4 separate regions of the Mus musculus genome follow, and all the other regions are linked to region 1. A link is a loop called in an ENCODE intact Hi-C map of the cell type or tissue named here. Cell type or tissue: heart. All regions are shown on one strand.

The links. A loop is a pair of places that touch in the nucleus more often than their neighbours do. Peaks named below come from ENCODE experiments on the same cell type or tissue, not always from the same donor. Only the 100,000 strongest peaks of a DNase experiment are listed, where the experiment ranks them.
Region 2: it touches region 1 in a loop (8-fold over the local background); 31 of 42 quality-filtered maps call a loop at or near these places.
Region 3: a loop joins it to region 1, with 9 times the contacts of the local background. A loop is called at or near these places in 17 of 42 quality-filtered maps.
Region 4: a loop joins it to region 1, with 1.9 times the contacts of the local background. A loop is called at or near these places in 2 of 42 quality-filtered maps.

What each region holds. Positions count from the first base shown.
Region 1 is chr10:14,704,321-14,706,820 of GRCm38, forward strand. It overlaps Vta1 (vesicle (multivesicular body) trafficking 1), which reads right to left and starts at 1,169. Exons shown (of 8, transcript NM_025418.3): 1 at 1,030-1,169. The coding sequence starts at 1,141. It overlaps 1700016L04Rik (RIKEN cDNA 1700016L04 gene), which reads left to right and starts at 1,289. Exons shown (of 6, transcript NR_045824.1): 1 at 1,289-1,353. In heart, a CTCF peak has its summit at 1,343 (motif pointing left); a DNase peak (open chromatin) is centred at 1,231; H3K4me3 peaks cover 1,794 bases; H3K27ac peaks cover 1,382 bases.
Region 2 is chr10:14,450,824-14,453,323 of GRCm38, forward strand. All of the region lies in intron 5 of Adgrg6 (adhesion G protein-coupled receptor G6), which reads right to left. Among named protein-coding and RNA genes, the nearest start is that of Adgrg6, 93 kb to the right of the region's middle. In heart, a CTCF peak has its summit at 1,231 (motif pointing right); no DNase peak of the experiment used is centred here.
Region 3 is chr10:14,402,941-14,405,440 of GRCm38, forward strand. It overlaps Adgrg6 (adhesion G protein-coupled receptor G6), which reads right to left. Exons shown (of 25, transcript NM_001002268.3): 25 at 1-2,498. Among named protein-coding and RNA genes, the nearest start is that of Gm40603, 82 kb to the left of the region's middle. In heart, a CTCF peak has its summit at 1,307 (motif pointing right); no DNase peak of the experiment used is centred here.
Region 4 is chr10:14,544,534-14,547,033 of GRCm38, forward strand. Adgrg6 (adhesion G protein-coupled receptor G6) reads right to left here and starts at 503. Exons shown (of 25, transcript NM_001002268.3): 1 at 381-503. The coding sequence starts at 382. In heart, no CTCF peak of the experiment used is centred here; DNase peaks (open chromatin) are centred at 688 and 958; H3K4me3 peaks cover 1,717 bases; H3K27ac peaks cover 1,164 bases; H3K27me3 peaks cover 205 bases.

The DNA of each region.
Region 1 (2,500 bases):
CTGTTCAAACGCCCCTCCTCTCAGTAGTCCTAGGACCACAGGAGCTGGGTTTTAGTTTTTTTTTCCCAGTACTTAGGAATGCTCGTCAATAGGTAAAAAGGCTCAATAATTAGGATATGTTTGAAGATCATCAAAAGAACAAGAATGGTGGGAACAATACTGGTATGATTTTTATAAAAATGAAGTATAGCCACCGAGTGGCTTGCAGAAGAGGTGGGAATTCAGATCATAAATCAAGTGGAGAATGGCAATTATTGGTGGTGGTAGGGGGACATCCATGCACATTTGAGAAATGAGGTACATACATGTCCACAAGGGAAGGCTTGACTTGGTCCAGATTTTTGCTAACAATGTCCACAACAGAGGACACATCATTTCTGTATTCTGAAAGTTCTTTAGAAACTCAGAGTACAGTCATTTCTTGCAACAAAGATAGGAGTATAATATTCAAATCATAGTTTACATAAAACTACTAGTCCTATCCACTTCACCAACTCTGCATGTCTGAACGGAGTTCAAACTGTGTCCTCTTCAGTAGTATATACATCTCAAACTAGGAATATTGGCATTAAACTTCTTAACTTTCAGGATAGCTAAAGGATGACTCCAAATTCTTACTGGTGGTAATGAGGAGTACGGAAAACAAGTCAAGAACAGTCAAATTCAAATTTTCAGTAGTAGCCACTGTCCACTGAACCGTCTGAGTTTCGGAAGGGACCTGAAAGCTCTCGTGATTAATGCACAGCTTTCGTTATGTTTTCTGTTAGTCTCCCTTCCCACCCATCTCTGGGAAACCTATGACTATCGAGGTTCTCATTCCCAGAAGAAAGAACAGCCGGGAGGCGTGTCCGAGGCTCTAAGCTGGAGAGACGGGGGTCCGGGTGTGGAGGGAGTCTAGTACTTGGGGTCCTCCTGGCCGAGCCAGAGGTCAAGGCTCAGGTCTGAAGCCAGGGGGCGGGGCGGGCCTCAAGAGCGGAGGGAGGCGCGGGGCGCAACCGGGCGGGAGAACGGGGACTCGGAGGGACTCACAGTAGTAGGCCACCACGGGGTCCCGCTTGTCATGCTCCTGCGCCGTTCTCAAATGGTGCTGTATGCTCTTAAACTGCGCGGGCAGCGGCGGCAGAGGGGCCAGCGCGGCCATCTCCACTCCCGGAAGCGCTACTTCCTACTCGCCGGTCACAGATACTTCCGCTTCCGCCTCCGAGCGGGCAATTCTCACCCACGCATCCGTTGCTGAGACGCTTGTCCGCGACGGGTGCCCGAAGGAGACAAACTTACTGCCTGGTTTAAGGCAGTTATTATTTGGAGAATGAGAGTCTCCTGTGTCGCACACGGCTCCAGCGCTCTCTGCTGGTAAGCGGAGATAGAGGTTTTAAATTTAACTTTTGTTTTTGTTTGTTTGTTTGCATGGAATGAATGAAAGAGAAGAAAGGGGAAAATAACGTAAAGGACTTTAACTGCGAGAAAGGAAAACTTCCCCTCCCCTCTCTTTATCTCATGCGTGTGTGTTTTGTTGGGAATATTCTGGCAAGCGTATATACTACTAAGCTACCTTCTCAGCTTTCAAATTTTCCTTCCCTTCCCTCCCTCCCTCCCTCCCTCCCTCCCTCCCTCCCTCCCTCCCTCCCTCCCTCCCTCCCTCCCTCACTCTCTCCCTTGTCTTTATTTTTATGAGACTGGGTCTCACTAAATTGCCAAACTAAGCTTTGGACTTGAAATCCTTTACCCAGGGCTTCCCAGTTAGTAGAGATTACAGACATATGCATATAGATGGGCCACAGTGGGTTTTTTTTTTTTTTTGGTGGGGGGGGGGGAGGGTGGGGTGGAGTGGGGGGTGGAGGTGTCATTAGTTTTAACAGAGAAAATGATCACAAAATAAAAATTTATACATTCACACACACAGAAGTACACGTTATAGCCTTTCTAGAAACTGTAAAGAGATACTGAAAACATGTACTTAAAGGAGATTGGAACTGGAAACAACCATTGCTTTTAGTTTAGAAGTTTTAAATTCTTATATGAGAAACACTATGTTTAAATACTAGATTAAAATTTGCATGTCCAAATACTGGACTGAATAGACAGTCCTTTTCAAACTTGAAAGGTAAACACATGCGAACTAATAAGAATTGAATACTTTCTCTGATATGGCTAGTGCTTGTTTTAGTGAACTATGCGAGTTGATTAGTGGAGGAAGATGATGAACATTAGGAAAGTATTAGTCTGTCTTACTACTTGACAAGATAGAGTCCAGGAGAGTCTGCACTTCTGACTTTATAGCACACCCCACCTTTTCTTTATAGCAGTGATATTTATTTATTTATTTATTTATTTATTTATCTATTGCCACCTCTCCATTGCATAGTATCATCCTTAAGGACTTACATTTCATTTGAACTTTCCTGTATTTTTTTTCTTTTTGTTTGGGTTTTATTTGTTTGTTTGTTTTTTGTTTTGTTTTTTTGAGATAGGGTTTCTCTGTATAGCCCTGGCTGTTTTG
Region 2 (2,500 bases), 250 kb before region 1:
GTAGCTCCTGATTAGTGTACTTTTGTAGCTATTTCATTGCTTCTAAATTAACACCTGGTTAAGACTGTGGTAGCAATTGCAAGCTGTCTTTTTACTTCTCTAGATCCCTGTTACCTAGGACTGATGAAGTGATAATTTTCCCATGTGAGGTTTGATTTCTGATAATATGAAATTGTGGGGTTTTTTTTTTGGATATGATTAAAAGTGGTAGTTGGAGAACGAGAAACAGTAAGTGAGGTTCTTGGCAAGATTTATACTGAAAACGAAGCAATGATTTCCTCAAACACACCACCACTTTTCCTCATTTCCCTCTCCCCACTAAAGCATACACTTCTAGTTAAAGTATTGGGTTGGATTTTATTTAATTTCTAAGGACAGCCTCTTTACCAAGGTAGAGAGGAGAAAGCTAATATTTATAGGTAGAATCTTAGTTGGCTTAATGGGATTTATAGAGAAAACCAAATTCTGAAAAGAAGGCTGTATTTTGGCTTTAGTGGTTCTTTCAAGTGTTGAGTCTCGTTGTCATCATGAAAACTGAGCTCATGAGAAAGGGCTTGGGAATCTACAGCAGCTAGTTGTGTGCCACAAGGCACTTAACTCAAAGTAGCCAATGGGGGGGTCAGGGGGCATCCTTTTAAAATAGAAGTTAAAGAGAAGGGGGAAATTAGTGTCTATCATTATTATCCATCTTTCTCCATGTTTTTAGGTAAGTCTTAAGTAAAAATTATGAAATATCTGGAAGTATATAATTAATGCTGAGCAATCCATTCAATGAAAATTTGGGGGAAGCAGAACAAAAATAGATAAAATTGTGTTTCTGGAAAGTCCCAGCTATAGAAAAAAATGCAAATCCCAGTCCTGTAAGTCTCATGTGAAACAATAGGTATTTTTATCTTCTCATGCAGCTCTGCAAATATGGAAAAATAAGTTCGGAGATTGGTGAGCTTAATTTATACAGACGAGGTTATGTCAGTATCTAAAACTCCTACAGCTTTAGTAATCTTGAATTTTATTTTCCTCAGAGCATGTTCCAAATGGCAACTATTTACAACACATGTAAAAAGCGATGGTAATAAGGCAAATTTTATAAAAACCTACATAGTAGGTCTCATCTCATCAAAACATGGACCTGCTGAGTGCCTCGGAGGCTATTCAAGCTGCAGAAGGCCATGTGTGCCAGCATCCAACAGATAGTCTCTAACAGTGGCAGATCCCTGAAGAGTATCTAAAGGCTACCACTAGATGGAGTACTAAATATAACTAATTATTTTTCCCTTACATTGAAAAGATTACAAAGCAGTAAAAATGCCAATATTTTAACCACTGACATTTCTGAAAATTTATAGAAGCATCCAAATATTTAGCGCAGTTTTTTTTCCATTTTAAACGTTTCCTGCTCCACTCTTTTTCAGTTCATTGATTCTATAAAATGAAACCTTCAGCCTCAGAAAAACTTAGTGCTTAGGAGAGATACAAATAGATTAGCATTCCAAATAAACTATTGTCCGTATTTCAGATTCTTTTGTGTTATGATTAATTATCAAGTATTCTCTGCTTGGAAACCTCAGAAGTAGAAATTTAGCTAGAAACTCAGTGGGGCTTACTCGTTACTTATTTAAAACTTTTTTGAGTTATGTATTCAGTGGGTAAATTGTATGCTACATTTAAAAGGCACCGAAAGAACCAAAGAATGTGGAGTCTCTACTGGCGGTCTGGTGACGGGGAGGGTGGTTTTCGAAAAATTAATTTGTTTAAACATTGTCACTAGGGAAAACTCTATTAAGAAACACAAACAGCCTCCCTGATGTTATCAAAGCAGCAAGGCACTGCCTACAGATAGAAAACTGGCATGGTATTCTAGTATCAAGGCCAACTGCACATCTTCATGCATCCACGTGACTTAAATTGAGCCTATGATAGAATTTTTTAAAAAGGAAGAAGCAGACTAAATAAGTAGATATCTATCTACTTTCCAGTCAGTAACTCTTCTAGCTATATAAAAGTTCAAAGAGCTATTGCAGATAGATATGGCATTAAAGTAGTGCTCACTACTGTAGGCCTCTCTCCGTGGAACCATCCAACTTTCTTGAGGAGCATGAAAATCATCATTAAAGCTACAAAATATAGGGTTGAAGTGATGAAATGAAATGTATTTATTTGAAAAGACAAAGCGGAAATCCAACTCACATGTTACTTTAGAGTTCAGACAATTCTTCCAAACTGACAAGGAGGCAATTATGCAGCTGCATTTATACTACAAATGGCAATCTGCAGAGCCTCGTAGGCCCAACTTCTGTATACATCTGTGATGTAATGACCGGTGGATGCCCACAAATGTCCTATAAGCGAATTTGTGATTTGACTGGCTGAACACTCGTGAGAAGTGGGAAGGAACATTGGAACTAGCACTTGTGAACTGGAGTTTCAGAAGAATGAGGACAGGTGGGATTGACCCCTTAGTTGAGTTGCAGGTCAGTAGGATTGGTGCTGGTTCAATCAC
Region 3 (2,500 bases), 300 kb before region 1:
GGAACACATCACAGTGAAAGGAGAGGGTGGGAAGCGAATAGCCAGAGTCAGGATTGGGGCTGTTTTACAGCTGTGTGTAGCCTGAACTCTGGGTCTCCCATGGAGCCCTGTCCCACTCTTCTGAGGAGGCAAATGAGAGCCACAGACTTGTAACTGAAGGCAAAATTTGGACCAGTCGTTTAAATCCACTTGCAAATATGTTTGGCCTGTTGTTTCTTAATTTTTTTCTTTCTTTTCTTACCTGGTTATTGGAGATTTTTAAAATGGAGCTGACATCATTGCCAAATATGAAAAAAATAAAAAAAGATCTTTCTCAGATCTCAATGCTAGTAAGAAAAAACAAAACAAAACAAAACAAAAGCAAAGCCACATTTGAAACAAAATCATAATTTCTATCAGCTAAATATTCACTTTGTGCATAAATCTCACAGCTAATTAAAATCTAACATGAACACCTTAAGTTTGGGGGCGTATATCAATAGTCAGTGTCTATCGAGATTATATTCTACCTATATGTATCCTGTGGTACAATGAGCAGCCTGCTAATATAAGTCTCCCTCCCATCCCCCCAAAAAGATTGGCTCTGCTGAGGTGAATCTTAGTCACCTTAAGACTAAGTCACTATCCCTTTCTCCTACATGGCCTACTCCTTTGTGAAAATCAGGCTCAGCAAAGTTCAGGTCTGCCAAGATGGCAGTCCAGGTTGCTAAAGAATGAATGGCAATAAAAACCCCCATTGCCACATGCTATTGACATCCTTTGCAGCCTGGCATATAGCTTCGTGACTGACAGAGAGCTAAGGGGATCTGTTGGCTGTTTCAAAGCCTGCAAGTTCTTCTACATCCTAGCTGAGAATGGCCTACTTTCTGCACAGATGTTCCATTCTGGCTACTCCTGCCTTCTAGCAGGCTGGCTCTGCTAAAATCTCCCTTTGTGGTCACTGTGCTATCTTGGAAACCTGAAACTTCCCAGAGAACCCTGAGCATGGGGCTAAAGCCAGCATGCACTGAGGCCCATGAATAGGACTCCACCACTTGGGCTCAACCTACACCCTCACTAACAGGCAAGCACACATTGCTTAGGATAGTTTAAGAGTTAGGTAAGCTGCTTCATGCTCTGCACGACTTGTATGCCACAGTCTGATCCATGCATATTCCACTAGATTAGTAAATCCTGCCAGCCCTCTGTAGGGTCTCATCCACTCTGATCAGAGGGCTCGGTGCAAACAGTTTTTAGACTAGCAGTTGTAGACCTACACATTTATAACCTAGACAGCTGTATGTTTCAGTGTATGTCCCTTGGAACAAACTTGTCACTAGAGGGAGCCAGAGGCCTCTGAAGTTTATGTGATTTGGAATGTCTTTTTTTTTTTAATCATTAAAACAAGGATAGGACCACATAATCTCAAAAGTGTGTTCTTTAAACAGTGAGAGGCCATTGCATGGAGTGCTTAATGGGAACTCTCATCCCTCTAATGAGCCTATGGACCTATGTGCACACAGAAGGGGACAGGAGAGGTGCTTGTTCTTAAGTTCCAGGAGGCCCACTTGAACGTAATGTCCACATTCAACTGGATTGGCTTATGTGCACGGGATAATGGAGATGCTTAGGCTGCGTGTCTTGAGATATTTGAGATTCACACAATGGATTGACTAGATCAAATTTTTGGAATACTTGTTTAGCAAGTTATGTTCATGAATATTCAATATTTGCCATAATAGAGAAAAAAAGCATGTTTAATATGTGGGTCAAATAGTAAACAATTCTTTTCTACTTATGGTTGAAATTTCACTGAAAAAGGAAACGATGCTGCTATATTCATAGAAAATAGCACTGGAACAGAACCCGTGAGCATCCAAAGACACTACAAACAGTAATTAGTGTGTTTTCTACATTGTCTTTACAAGAGTCAGGCCACTGCCAAGCCTAACTATGAGGTGTGGTATATGAGAGCTAAACTCAAATTTCTTCTTGGGGTTCTCCTCTCAAGGCCTATAATTTTAACGCCTTCCCCCCCTCCCCCCGATTCTGATGAGTTTGATTCAATTACAGTCTAAGAAGTCCTGTATTCTTGCCGGGCTCAGAGTGTTCTCAGCTCTTGAAGTGTGATGACTGAGCTCCACCATGGAAATATTCCAAAAAAGATGAATTCTGCATCTCAAAGATGCTTCCCTAACAAGATGCAGTCAGTCCTCTAAGCTCTGCAGTTCCCTACAGAGCAGCACACTGACATTCCACCGGCGTAGCTTTCCGTGCTTCTTGGGCATCACACTTCTCCAGACAGGCTTTCTTTTCCCTTTGTTTCCCCTCTCAATGACATTAAAACTTTGTGCTGTGGCTGAAGGCATCTGACAGGATGATATTTTTATAGAAGTTATCGGAATGGGCATTACAGTAACCCTTGACCTTATCAATAACCTGATGGACGGGAATGATTGACGTCTGTTCTCCACCAGCATGGGTCAGTTTTGACAGGGACTTGTCCGTGGAAGTGCTGTCT
Region 4 (2,500 bases), 160 kb before region 1:
AAGCCAATGTCTCGCTGGCAGTACCTTCCCAGACCCTAGGTGTTGATCCCGGGAATGCTGGCTTGACAGGACCAGGACCCTGAAGACAGATACACAGTGCGTTCCTACTTGTTTAACCTGAATCAAAACCCTGCCATTCTTATTTTTTCCACTGCCCAAAAGTGAGGTTTAACTCTCTAGGGGAGAAAGGGTTCTCTAGGGGAGAAAGCCACACACACATGCTCCGGCTCTGTTTGGCAATACCCAGTCCCGGGTGCCTCGAGGAGGCACGCTGAAGCTTCTCTTACTGCAGTTGGTACCTTTCTAGGAAGCGCTGCTCTAAAGTGGTGAAGGGGACACAGATGGAGGTGCGATGGGCTCCAACCTGGAAGGCGACTTACATGCTGGCATTACCGTGTGGAGATTCCCAGAGGCCGCACACTCATCCTCCAGCGCTCTCTGCGTTGTTGCCCTCAAGCTCCACCGAAGAAGATCCCGGCTTTCGGGACCGCGACCCGCAGGACCCTTCGTCACGCCCTTTCTCGAGAGTTCATAGGGTTTCCCGGCAGCTGCTCGTCGCCTGCGCAAGGGGCGGCGCAAGGTGGACCCGGGGCGCGCGCCGTGGAGTTCAAGATCAGGTCCGGCGCGCGGGGGAGCGGCTGACCGCGGCAGGTTCTGCCGCCCGGGCGAAGAACTTTCACAAGAGTTGGGACGAAGGGCTCCGGCGAGCGGGTGGCGTCCGATCCCGGCCTGCGGGGCTTGGAGAGGCTGAGATCACCAGGCTCCTGAGCCTGCGGCCAGTCGCGGCGCAGCGCTGGCGTCCGTTTCCCCCTGAGGCTCAGGTGCGGCTCGGCGCGCCCCCCGGGTGGCCCCAGCTCTAGGCGTTCAGAGGACAGAGGACCGTCCTGCAGGCGCAGCTGCCCCACCCAGGGCCGGCCACCCGAGGGCAGAGGCAAAGGGAGAAGTCGCCACGCGGGGCGGGACCGGCGCGGGCGGCGGGGTTGGAAGACTGGCACAGAGCCAGAAGCAGCTCCGGGGAGGGGACCCCGCTGACCCCGAGGTCACCCGCGGGCCGCGAGAGCAGAAACCCGCAGAGCTTGGGTGAAGGAGCTCCGAACGCAGGCGCGCCAGTGGGCATGTGTTCTGAACGCTGCCAAGAACCCGGGCTGTCCCTTACTTTTCCCTTTCTTAGTTCTTCCTCCTCCGCCCCCCCCCCCCGCCCGTCCCCTCAATTTTCCTCCAGAAAGAAAGAAAAGAAGAGAGAGAGAGAGAGAGAGGAAGAAAGGAAGGAAGGAAGGAAGGGAGAGAAAGGAAGGAAAGAAGAGAAGAGAAGAGAAGAGAAGAGAAAAGAAAAAGAGAAGAGAAAAGAAAAGAAAAGAAAATGGAAAAGAAAAGAGAGAGAGAGAGAGGAAGAAAGAAAGAAAGAAAGAAAGAAAGAAAGAAAGAAAAGAAAGAAAGACAGGGGGAAGGGTATTTAATGAGGGAAAGGTGGAGGAGGGCTTGAGAGGTTTGGGGCGATATGCCTCCTTTAAATTTAACTTTTTTTTTTTTCTGTTTGAGTGGAATTAATTTACTAATACAAGTGCAGCCGCTCACTAGGGGAAGTCAAGACAGCCAGGCAATGCTTCTCCTGAGAAACTGCTTTGCAAGGGATATAGGCACACCCACTTGCTAAAAGACAGGGAAGCGCTCCAGCAGAGGGTCCCTTGCGCTGTGCCTTACCAGACTAAATTCAGAGTGCTAGGGGCGGCGGCCTTTCCAGACTTGGTTCCATTCAGAGTGAGGCAGTACGGCTTTCCTTGTAGACACACACACACACACACACACACACACACACAAAAGCCATAAAAGTAGATTAACCCTGATTGGCTAGTGGTAGAGAAGGGTTGGGGTAGGAGGCAAAGAGGTAAAACAGGACTGAGGACAGATAGTTTCAGGCAAAAGAAAGAGGAAGCTGGAAAGCCGCCAGCAATCTAGACTACTTCTGATCCAGCCTGTGTTCTTTTGATTTTTATCAGTATTTATTTTAACGTTTAAAAAAAAAAAAACACAGTAGAATTAATAAAGAATCAAACTGCTTCATTTAAGGAAAGCTGAGATGGTTTTGGTTTTACAGGTAGAGAAATAGGTCCAGGGAGGCATAGTCTGCACTAATTATTCAGAAATGATCAGGGTTCGAGTCTAAGGTTTAGAGACTCTCAGTTCAAGGCCGCCTCTGTGACACTAGATTGTCTCAAGGATTTAACGTTCCTCCTAGAACTTTTCAAAACGACATAATTTTACAGTTTTGTGGGTCTGGAATCTGGGTGTAGCTTAGCTCTGAAGGCTCGACAGGACCAATGTCTACCTGGAAGCTCTTCATGAGGTTCTTCCACCCACTGTTTTGCTTACTCTTTGACAATGATTACTCTCATCCCTCATGTTCATCTATCTCCGACTTGTCCCTATGGATCCGAGGCTGACTCATGACTTCCGGGTTGGTTTTGTGACCCGCTTAGTTTAACCACTGCCATCCATTGGT